2 separate regions of the Homo sapiens genome follow, and region 1 is linked to region 2. Evidence: read pairs that join two places in POLR2A ChIA-PET (ENCODE). Cell type or tissue: Caco-2. All regions are shown on one strand. Links, peaks and the distances in the headings refer to the core of each region. The heading gives the core; the rest is flanking DNA.

Region 1 (4,394 bases), core at 287-4,286, 160 kb after region 2:
AAATGTTCTGAAAATCTTTGTCACCTTGGGTTAAGCAAAGATTTTTAAAAATATGGCAACAAAAGCATTATCCATCAAAGAAAAGAAATCAATAAATGACTACATAAACATTTAAAACATCTGCTTTTCAAAAAATACTGTTGGGAAAATAAAAAGATAAGACACCAATTGGTAGAAAGTATTTACCAAATACACATTTGATAAAGGATGTTTATCCTGTCTAAACTGAATAATAAGAAAACAAACAACACAATTAGAAATAAGGAAAAGGTTTAAATCGATACCTCACAAGAGAAGTTACATGGATGCCAAATAACCACATGAAAAGATGTTCGACATCTTTAGTTATTAAGAAAATGCAAATTAAAAACAAAATGAAATACCTGTGTATACCTAGCAGGTTGGCAAAACCAAAAAGCAGATAATATGAAGTACAATGAGGATGTGAAGCACTTAAATTTTCATACACTGTTGATGGGAATGCAAAAATGGAACAACCACTTGGAAATGATTTGGTAGTTTCTTACAAATTTAAACCTGCTTATCATACGACCCAGGAAATCCCCTAAACATTTATGCAAGAGAAATGAAAACCTACATTCGCGCACAAAAAAGTTGATATGTGAACATCTATAGATGCTTTAGTCACAGCAACCAAACCCTGGAATAATACAAGTATCCTTCAACTCGTGGGTAGATAAACTGTGCATCCATACAATGGAATACTATTTAGCAATTTTAAAAAGGAATGAAAAAGAAAAAAAATGGATCAATCTCAAAAGCTCTGTGCTGAATGAAGGAAGCTAGATTCAAAAGGCCGCATACAGTATGTGTGTGATTCCATTTATATAACATTCTGGGAAAAGTAAAACTATAGGGGCAAAAATCTGATCAGTGGCTGCCAGGGGCAGGGTCCAGGGGAGGTGATTGACTATAAAGGTATTGTATCCATTTCCTAGGACCGCCATCACAAAATACCGCAAACTGTGTGACTTCAACAGAAATGTATTGTCTCAGAGTCCTGAAGCCTGGAAGTCTAAAGTCAAGATGTTGGCAGAGTTGTCTCCTTCTGAGAGCTGCAAGGGGAGGATCTGTCCAGGCTCCTCTCCTTGGTGTCTCTTCTTCTCTCCAGCCATGAAGATGGCTGCCTCCATGTTCACATCGTGTTCCCCTTGTATGTGTCTGTGTCCAAATGTCCCTTTTTATAAGAGCATCAGTCATTTTGGGTTAGGGCTTACCTTAATGACCTCATTTTAACTTGATTATTACCTCTATAAAGACCCTATTTCCAAAAAAGGAGACATTCTGAGGTAGTGAGGGTTAGGACTTCAACATAGGAGTTTTGGGGGACATAATTCTCCCCATGACAGGAGCACAAGAGAACGTTTTGGAGCTGGAACCATACTACTCTATCTTAATTGTGATGATGGTCCCATGTATGTGTGTATTTGTGAAAAGTCATAAAACTACACTTTTTAGTCTGAATTTAGGGTGAATTTTGCCACTTGTAACATAACTTGATTTTTTAAAATAAAAAATAAGGCAGATCTCCCAAATTTTTCCTCAAAAGATTATTATTCATTCTGATCTACTGCACTTCCCTGTCTATACTGTATGTTCTCAGCATTCATGAAGGCAAGAGATTGTTTTCCAGAACCCTGAAGTAGGTCACAGTTTCATCCAAAAAAGGCTATTTTGCTGCTCTATGAATGTCTCTGCAACCAACATTCCACCAAAGCATAAAGATTTCATGAATTGTCTTTCCTGAGAGGCAGGAAGTAACACAAAGTGAGGACCAGCTGGGAAAATCTGGTTCGGGACCTGCAAAGGTGAGCTGGAGCTGCTCTCCACCCACTGCAGGTAGAAGCTGCACACTCTGCCCACAAGCCTCTGTAGTCTCAGCCCCCAACCTGAGGCCATTCAGAGGTCACCTGCAGGAGAGGGAGACAAGATATCAAATGACCTGCCAGCTATACTCAGATACACAGGAAAGAGCCCAGCAGGTGACCTCATATCTTCACGGGAGGGGAATGTAAGGCAGAAGCTGGGGGGTGTACTACATGTGGGTTAGACATAGACGTCTTCACAAGGCAGGAAAAGCATTGGAAGGGGCCAAAGACAACAACCGTTGGGGCCCCCCGTCTCCCCATCCCTGGAAGCTTCTCCTGCCTGTGCATTCCCCTCTGTCTTTTCCTGCCAGCGTCTGACATGGAGCCATTCCCCAGGGTTACTTACTATGTACCAGCTCAGGCCAAACAGAACCACCTGGCCAGCAATGGAAGCAGAAAGAAAGACCAAGGTTTGTGACAGCATATCTGAAGCCAGCCCTCCGCTTTCAGGAAAGACATTCTCATTGTAGACAGCCCCTTCTTGGCCAGTCTGCACAGGGGTGGGGTGGCTGAGACTGGGAACTGAATGGGGAGTCAGTTGGAAAGAAAGGGGCACACAGCTTATCTCCCTCAAGAGGCTGGATCGGAATGTCCCCAGAAGTGTCTGAGCTGGGTTTGAAGGCCCGTGGAGACACATGGCTGCATGCTAGGCCAGGCTGCTGTTGGCACTGGGCGCGCTGCCCGGAGGCCTCCGAGATGCTTGACAGCACCACCTCCATTCTTTCCGGTTATCTGTCAGAAATGACATCACTGTTTTGTTAACCTTCTCATCCTCCGCATGTTTGTGGATTCTCCATCTAGCTTCTATCCCATCTGGCCTTGCTGTTCTGTCTCTTTGTGTTTTTATTTCAGGTGCTTAAAACACACACACACACACACACACACACACACACACACACACACACACACACACACACACATACACAACTCCTCCCCCTAATTTAGTTCCTAAACTGAAACAAAAAACCTTCTATTTTCTCAGGCTTAGTTTTCTCCTCTGTAAAAGGGGTAAAAGATGGGTGTTTCTTTTAGTTCTGTATTCAAAGAGTAGATTAGACTCAGAGGGTCTGAATTTCCCAAGTATTTTTTTTTTCTCACACGTTTATAAAGACTACTGGTAACTACCGTGCGTCACACACAACACACACACTCACACGCACTCATTTCATCTTCGCAATAACCCTGTGGGGTACTATTATTATCCCCATGTGTGATATTCATTCCCTAGGCCTGCCATAACAAAGTACCACAAACTGGGTACAGTCACACATGAGGCAACCGAGACACAGAACTTAACAGATGTCTCTCATGTCACATAGCTGGTCCAAGGTGGCAGGCATGCAGGGATGGATTCCAGGTTTCTTGACACCAGCATTAGTGCTCCCTAACTATGCCACTCCGGTATTTCAAGGCCAGCTTGCATCTTCGCTGTGTGGTTGCTGGTGCGTCATTTGGGCTCTCTGAGTTTAACTTTCCTCATTGGGCAGATGGAGACAGTCACACGGTTCTTGTCAGAAGTAGCAAGGTGTTCTGTGTGGAAGCTGCCGAGCCCACATAGATGTCCCCCACTCCACAAGAACGCTCCTCTTCATTCTCACTTGTTCTCTTTCCCTTGCTTTTATGTTGGCTGCTATTTAGGAAATGATTATGCTGCCTTTCCCTTGATATTCTAAATAACAAGAGCCAAACTTGTGGGGAACTCATTACACGCCAGGTATTGCACTTAGCTCTTGGTATGCTTTGCCTCATCTGCCTTTTATTTAACCTCACAAGAACCCCAGGAGGCAGGTGCGACAATTATCCCCATTTTGCTGGTGAAGGTGAGGCACCAAGAGGCTGGGTAACTTGCCCCAGGTGACACTGCCAGTTAGCGGTGGAGTCGGTACTCAAAATGAGGTCTCTGTGACCCATTCTGTTACCTAACTGCTATCGCACCAAGAAAGGAACTAGGGTGAGGGCAGGGAGAAATTATGTGGCTCACATTGGAGGCAGCTTGTAAGTTTCACCCACAAGCAATAGCAAGAATCTAAGTTAGGGGAACATTTACAATTACTTTTTAAAAATCAGCCGTCTCATCTTTTTCTCATAATTCATACTATTGGTCAATAGTGGACTTCTTCACATATTCAGATATAAGAGAAGCCACTCTGACATGTAGTTCTAGATGTACAAACCCAGATATGTAAAGATATGGAGAAGAAAATAAACTTCGACGGCTCATAGCCTATTGATCTAAGTCAAACACAAGATTGAAAAGACCCCTGCTGCTGTCACTTAGATGTCAGGTCTTCACCTCCAAATCCCTGATTAGCACTTTGCATTGTCCTGGACAGAGAGAAAATCCTTAATAAATTGTGTAGGGCTGGGTTTTTTTCTAGTCTTTTTTTCCCGTCCACCACCAAAAATTCGAGTTTCCCATGTTCCAGGAAGTGGGGAGGCAGTGGCTGGGAATGGTCCATGACCAACAGCATGGTAGGCTCCACTGGGCTCACAGACCCATGGAAC
Region 2 (4,394 bases), core at 180-4,179:
GTGTTCCTAGAGCGACAATGTGCCTGACATGTCCCCCTGACCCCATAAATATTTGTAGAATAAATAAATAAATAAATACATAAATAAATAAAGGACATGCTTATTTTCAAATTCCAAGGCCTTTCTTTTTTTGACTTTATGATTTTTGACACTGGTGACACCCTACCCCCTTTAATTTTGGAAAATAATCTAAGCCCTTGTTTTCCGCACCAATGAAATTCTTGCCCTCTGCTTTCCTGAGTATTCGTTCTTCAGTTCTTTCTCTTCCCATTCTTCTGTCTGTGTTCCCCAAGATTAAATCCTCAGCCCCCTTCTTTCTCCCCATTCTTTGCCTCAAAGTTTAGCCTCTTGAAAGGTCAGCCTCAAGAAACTTCATAATGATATAAGGGAGGTACAGACTGTTTTCTTCCTGGTCCTGACTTCAACTCTAACTGGCTGGAGACTATGAACCTGTCATTTCTCCATTCCTTAGTTTCTTCTTCTATGAAATGGGGACATACCTTCTTCTCAGTGTTGTGGGAATCAAGCAAACAGATTCTAGCCCCTGTTCATTTCATAATTTTTTTTTTTTTGAGATGGAGTTTCGTTCTTGTTGCTCAGGCTGGAGTGCAATGGTGCAATCTCAGCTCACCACAACCTCCGCCTCCTGGGTTTGAGCGATTTTCCTGCCTAAGCCCCCTGAGTAGCTGGGATTACAGGCATGCACCACCATGCCTGGCTAATTTTGTATTTTTTTTTTTTTTTTAGTAGAGACGAGATTTCTCCATGTTGGTCAGGCTGGTCTCAAACTCTCGACCTCAGGTGATCCGTCCCCCTCAGCTTCCCAAAGTGCTGGGATTACAGGTGTGAGCCACCACACCCGGCGCATTTAATAATTTTAAAGGGTTTATATGTGCAGGCATTGTGCAAAGCACTTTGATTTTATTTTTTCTTGTAACCCTCACTCTAACCTCACGAGACAAGTTTGGGAAATTGAGGTTCAGAGAGGTGAAGAATTGTACCTGAGTTCATTCTGCTGATGTGGAAGAGCTGCTATTTGAATCTCTGCCTGGCTGAAACCGGAATTTAGGTCTTAAACATAATGTTCTATTGTCTTCCTTTGAAAGCATTAAGAAAATAAGTAAGCACTAAACAAAGTAAGAAACTTATTTTTGAATTTATGATGACCCAAAGAGAGGTATTAATATTTAGAGTGTCTAGTATGGGAATACAATGATAACTAGTCAACATGGTGTCTTCAAGTCATTTTACCCTGTGTTAAAGGGCATAACTGACCGTCGCTGGGTAAGGACTAAGATTCAAAGAGGATTTGATATCTGATCTGCCTTAAAATCATAGCCCCAGAGCTGGAAGATTATTTGGTACAAACTCTTCTCATAAGAGTTTAGAGAGCTTAAAGAGCAAACTCAAGGTCACCCAGGCTCTTGGCTAGAAGGGGAAACCAGTCTTCCCACTTTCCTCTTCAAAAATCCCACCCAATGTGAATCTTCTTGGCCATGGTCCCCCCATATTCACAGGGCTCTTCCATCCTCAAAGCAGAGACATCTTCAGGGAAGCTCCTTTTTCCTCCTGGACTCCATGGTGATACCACGCAACTTTCTTGTGCTGATTCCTCAAATCCAGCCAACATCATCTTCCCTCTGGGCCACAGCCAAGTCAGGCAGGAAGAACTGCACATCCTAGACATTGGTGGAAGGGCCGATGTATGGAACCAGAGGGACCATGTCAGCGCTGTTAAGAAATGATGGATGCAAAAGTCCCAGCACTTCTGAGGAAGGGACACAGAGTGTTCCTGGAATCTGGTAAAAGATCCCATTAATCATCACTTCTGTCTTCTCTCCTCTGCTTCACTGTGTGTATGTGTGTGTATGTGTGTGTGTGTTTATGTGTTGTATGTTTGTATGTCTGCCTGCCCTTCTCTCTCTTGCTCTCTGTGTCTCTTTCAGAGTCCCTGTTCCTTTCCCATACCCTTCCTTCTTCTTGCTCACCTATCCCTTTCAGACTCCTTCCCCCTCCAAACCTGTCTTTCCAGGTTGCTGAAAGACAGAGCCAACAAGAGGACAGTCCAGGACCAGGAATGGTGCCATCTCTCTGAAAGCCTCAGCGGTGACAATAACAAATGGTATTTACCTAAGAGTTATTAACACATCAACTGTTCTCTCCTTTACTGTTTAGTCATGTCACTCAGCACTAATGGACTTTTCCAATGGCAAACAGAAAGAGAAGAAGGAAAACAAACAGTGCATTCACACTAGATAGAATCAGTGATCCCTGCTGAAGCTGTGAAAACAGAGGGCATCTCTTAGGTTTGACCTGAGGACACGTCTCACCTGGATGTGGATTGCAAGATTCTGGGCCTATGCTGGACTCTCCACCAAGGTTTCCTATGAGAGAGAAAGCAAGGAGAAGTGAAGGACATGGCTTCATGGTGCAAGAAATAAGTGCTTTACTTATTCAACACTTTCAACTATGAATTGATGACAATCAAGGTTCACGGCACTAGGTGCTGCCATATTGCACCAGACAGACTGAAGACAAGGTTGTGAGTGGTCCAAGTTCGCACAGTAGGTCAGCATGAGAGCTCATCTCACTTCCAGTTTTACTCCACCATGCTGCCTCCATTGATGCTCATTCTTCTCTCTCTCTCTTTTTTTTTTTTAAAGACAGGATCTCACTTTGTCACCCAGGCTGGAGGGCAGTGGCATAATCAGGGCTCACTGCACTCTTGACCTCCTGGATTCAAGCAGCTCTCCAGCCTCAGCTTCCCGAGTGGCTGGGACTACAGGTACACATCACCACAACTGGCTAATTTTAAAATTCTTTTTTAGAGACAGGGGCTTTCTATGTTGCCCAGGCTAGTCTCGAACTCCTGGACTCAAGCAACCCTCCCACCTTGGCCTCCAAATCCATGCCTGGGATTATAGGCATGAGCCGCTGTTCCTGGCTCCATTCTTTCTTTAGTAAGGAAACTGGAATACAGGCTAACAGAGTAAAAAGCACAGGCTTTTGAGTTGGAACAACTCTTGTTTTAATTCACATACCTTCACTTACAAGGTGGGTGACCTTGGACAAGTGGCTTAAACTCTTTAAGCCTCAGCTTCCTCATGAAAAAGCAGAGGTTCTAAGTGGGAGCTTATACTTATGGGGAAGAGAACCAAATAACTAGGGTATTACATTGCAGTATGATCAATAACGGGGAACTGCAGGGAGACAGTATGCCTGGTTTCCAGGCATGGCTGTAACTCTAAGTAGCCATGGACCCTACGCAAGTTTTAAAAACGCTATTGCCTTAGTTTCTTTGCCTGTAAATCACTGTAAATCAATAGATTGGACTAGATCATCTCAGGCCATTCCAAACAGAAAGTTCCAGGAATTTATGAAAATAAGTTTGAATCAAGTCCAACATTTCTTTAAATGTTTATATCTCAGCCACACTATTTAAAAATGGCTTCCCTTATGCCCCTAGAACGGATTGGGAGCTAAAGTGAATGCTGAGTCATCTCTAGTGGAGTTTTAGGGTTGAGTAGGTGGGAGGGGAGTGGAGAAAAAATCAGCAGAGCCTGGATCCCTGGACATACTTAGCCAATTCCAAGGGATGCTGTCCTTTCGGATCTAAGAATTGTATCCCCATCTGCTAACACTGCTTCTTGGGGACCTGGCTCACAGGTAACCATGAAGGCTGATACTGATTAAGTGTTTACTCTGTGTCAGACAAAGTGTCGCACTTTACCTGTATTTCACTTAACTCTATGAGCAAGGTGCTGTCATTATTATCATCTTTCCCTGGGGAGGAAGATACTGAGATTCAGAATAATTATGTAAATTTCCCAAGTGGCAGAATTAGGATTTGAACCCAGCTCCCAAGCAATGGCATTTCTTTCAGTGAAACTCCTAAACTGCTAAAGGAAGCACTGCCTGAGGTTTGAACAGCTAAGAGAAGTCCCTTCTTTCTTTGAGTCTGCTTTCTTAGAAACAGGAAGGAAGTAGACTTTTGCCAAAAACACAAAAATAAACAGGTCCCTGGGGCACCATGTGTAATTTGAAATTCAAAACTCTTGAGAGATGTTGCCTTTTCTTGAGTCTGGTTGGTCCCAGCAATGCTAATGATGGAATCACAGATTGGACTCTCAGGGAGCTCCTGCAACAGGAATACCCTACATGTCTACTAAGAGTGTTGGTCTTAGGGAGTATGTTTGGTGTGTGAGTGATGCAAAGTTAGGATACAAGATGGCAGAAAAAAGAAAGGTGATCTCTGGTCCTGGCAGCCAGGAAATCCTCCCCCAAAGCATGGAATTTAATTTCCATTAAAAGGCAGTAATCATTTTCATTTCTAATATTATAACTTAAAAAACCTGATGTCTGATCATTATAAAAAATGAAATATAGAAAATACA

Evidence for each region. ChIA-PET counts read pairs that join two places held together with the same protein. Peaks named below come from ENCODE experiments on the same cell type or tissue, not always from the same donor. Only the 100,000 strongest peaks of a DNase experiment are listed, where the experiment ranks them.
Region 1: POLR2A ChIA-PET joins it to region 2 with 5 read pairs; 5 of 35 experiments call an interaction of 5 or more read pairs at or near these places.

What each region holds. Positions count from the first base shown.
Region 1 is chr11:34,828,274-34,832,667 of GRCh38, forward strand. All of the region lies in intron 6 of LOC102723568 (a long non-coding RNA gene), which reads left to right. Among named protein-coding and RNA genes, the nearest start is that of APIP, 86 kb to the right of the region's middle. In Caco-2, for the core only: no CTCF peak of the experiment used is centred there; no DNase peak of the experiment used is centred there.
Region 2 is chr11:34,666,184-34,670,577 of GRCh38, forward strand. No RefSeq gene overlaps it. Among named protein-coding and RNA genes, the nearest start is that of EHF, 47 kb to the left of the region's middle. In Caco-2, for the core only: no CTCF peak of the experiment used is centred there; a DNase peak (open chromatin) is centred at 2,058.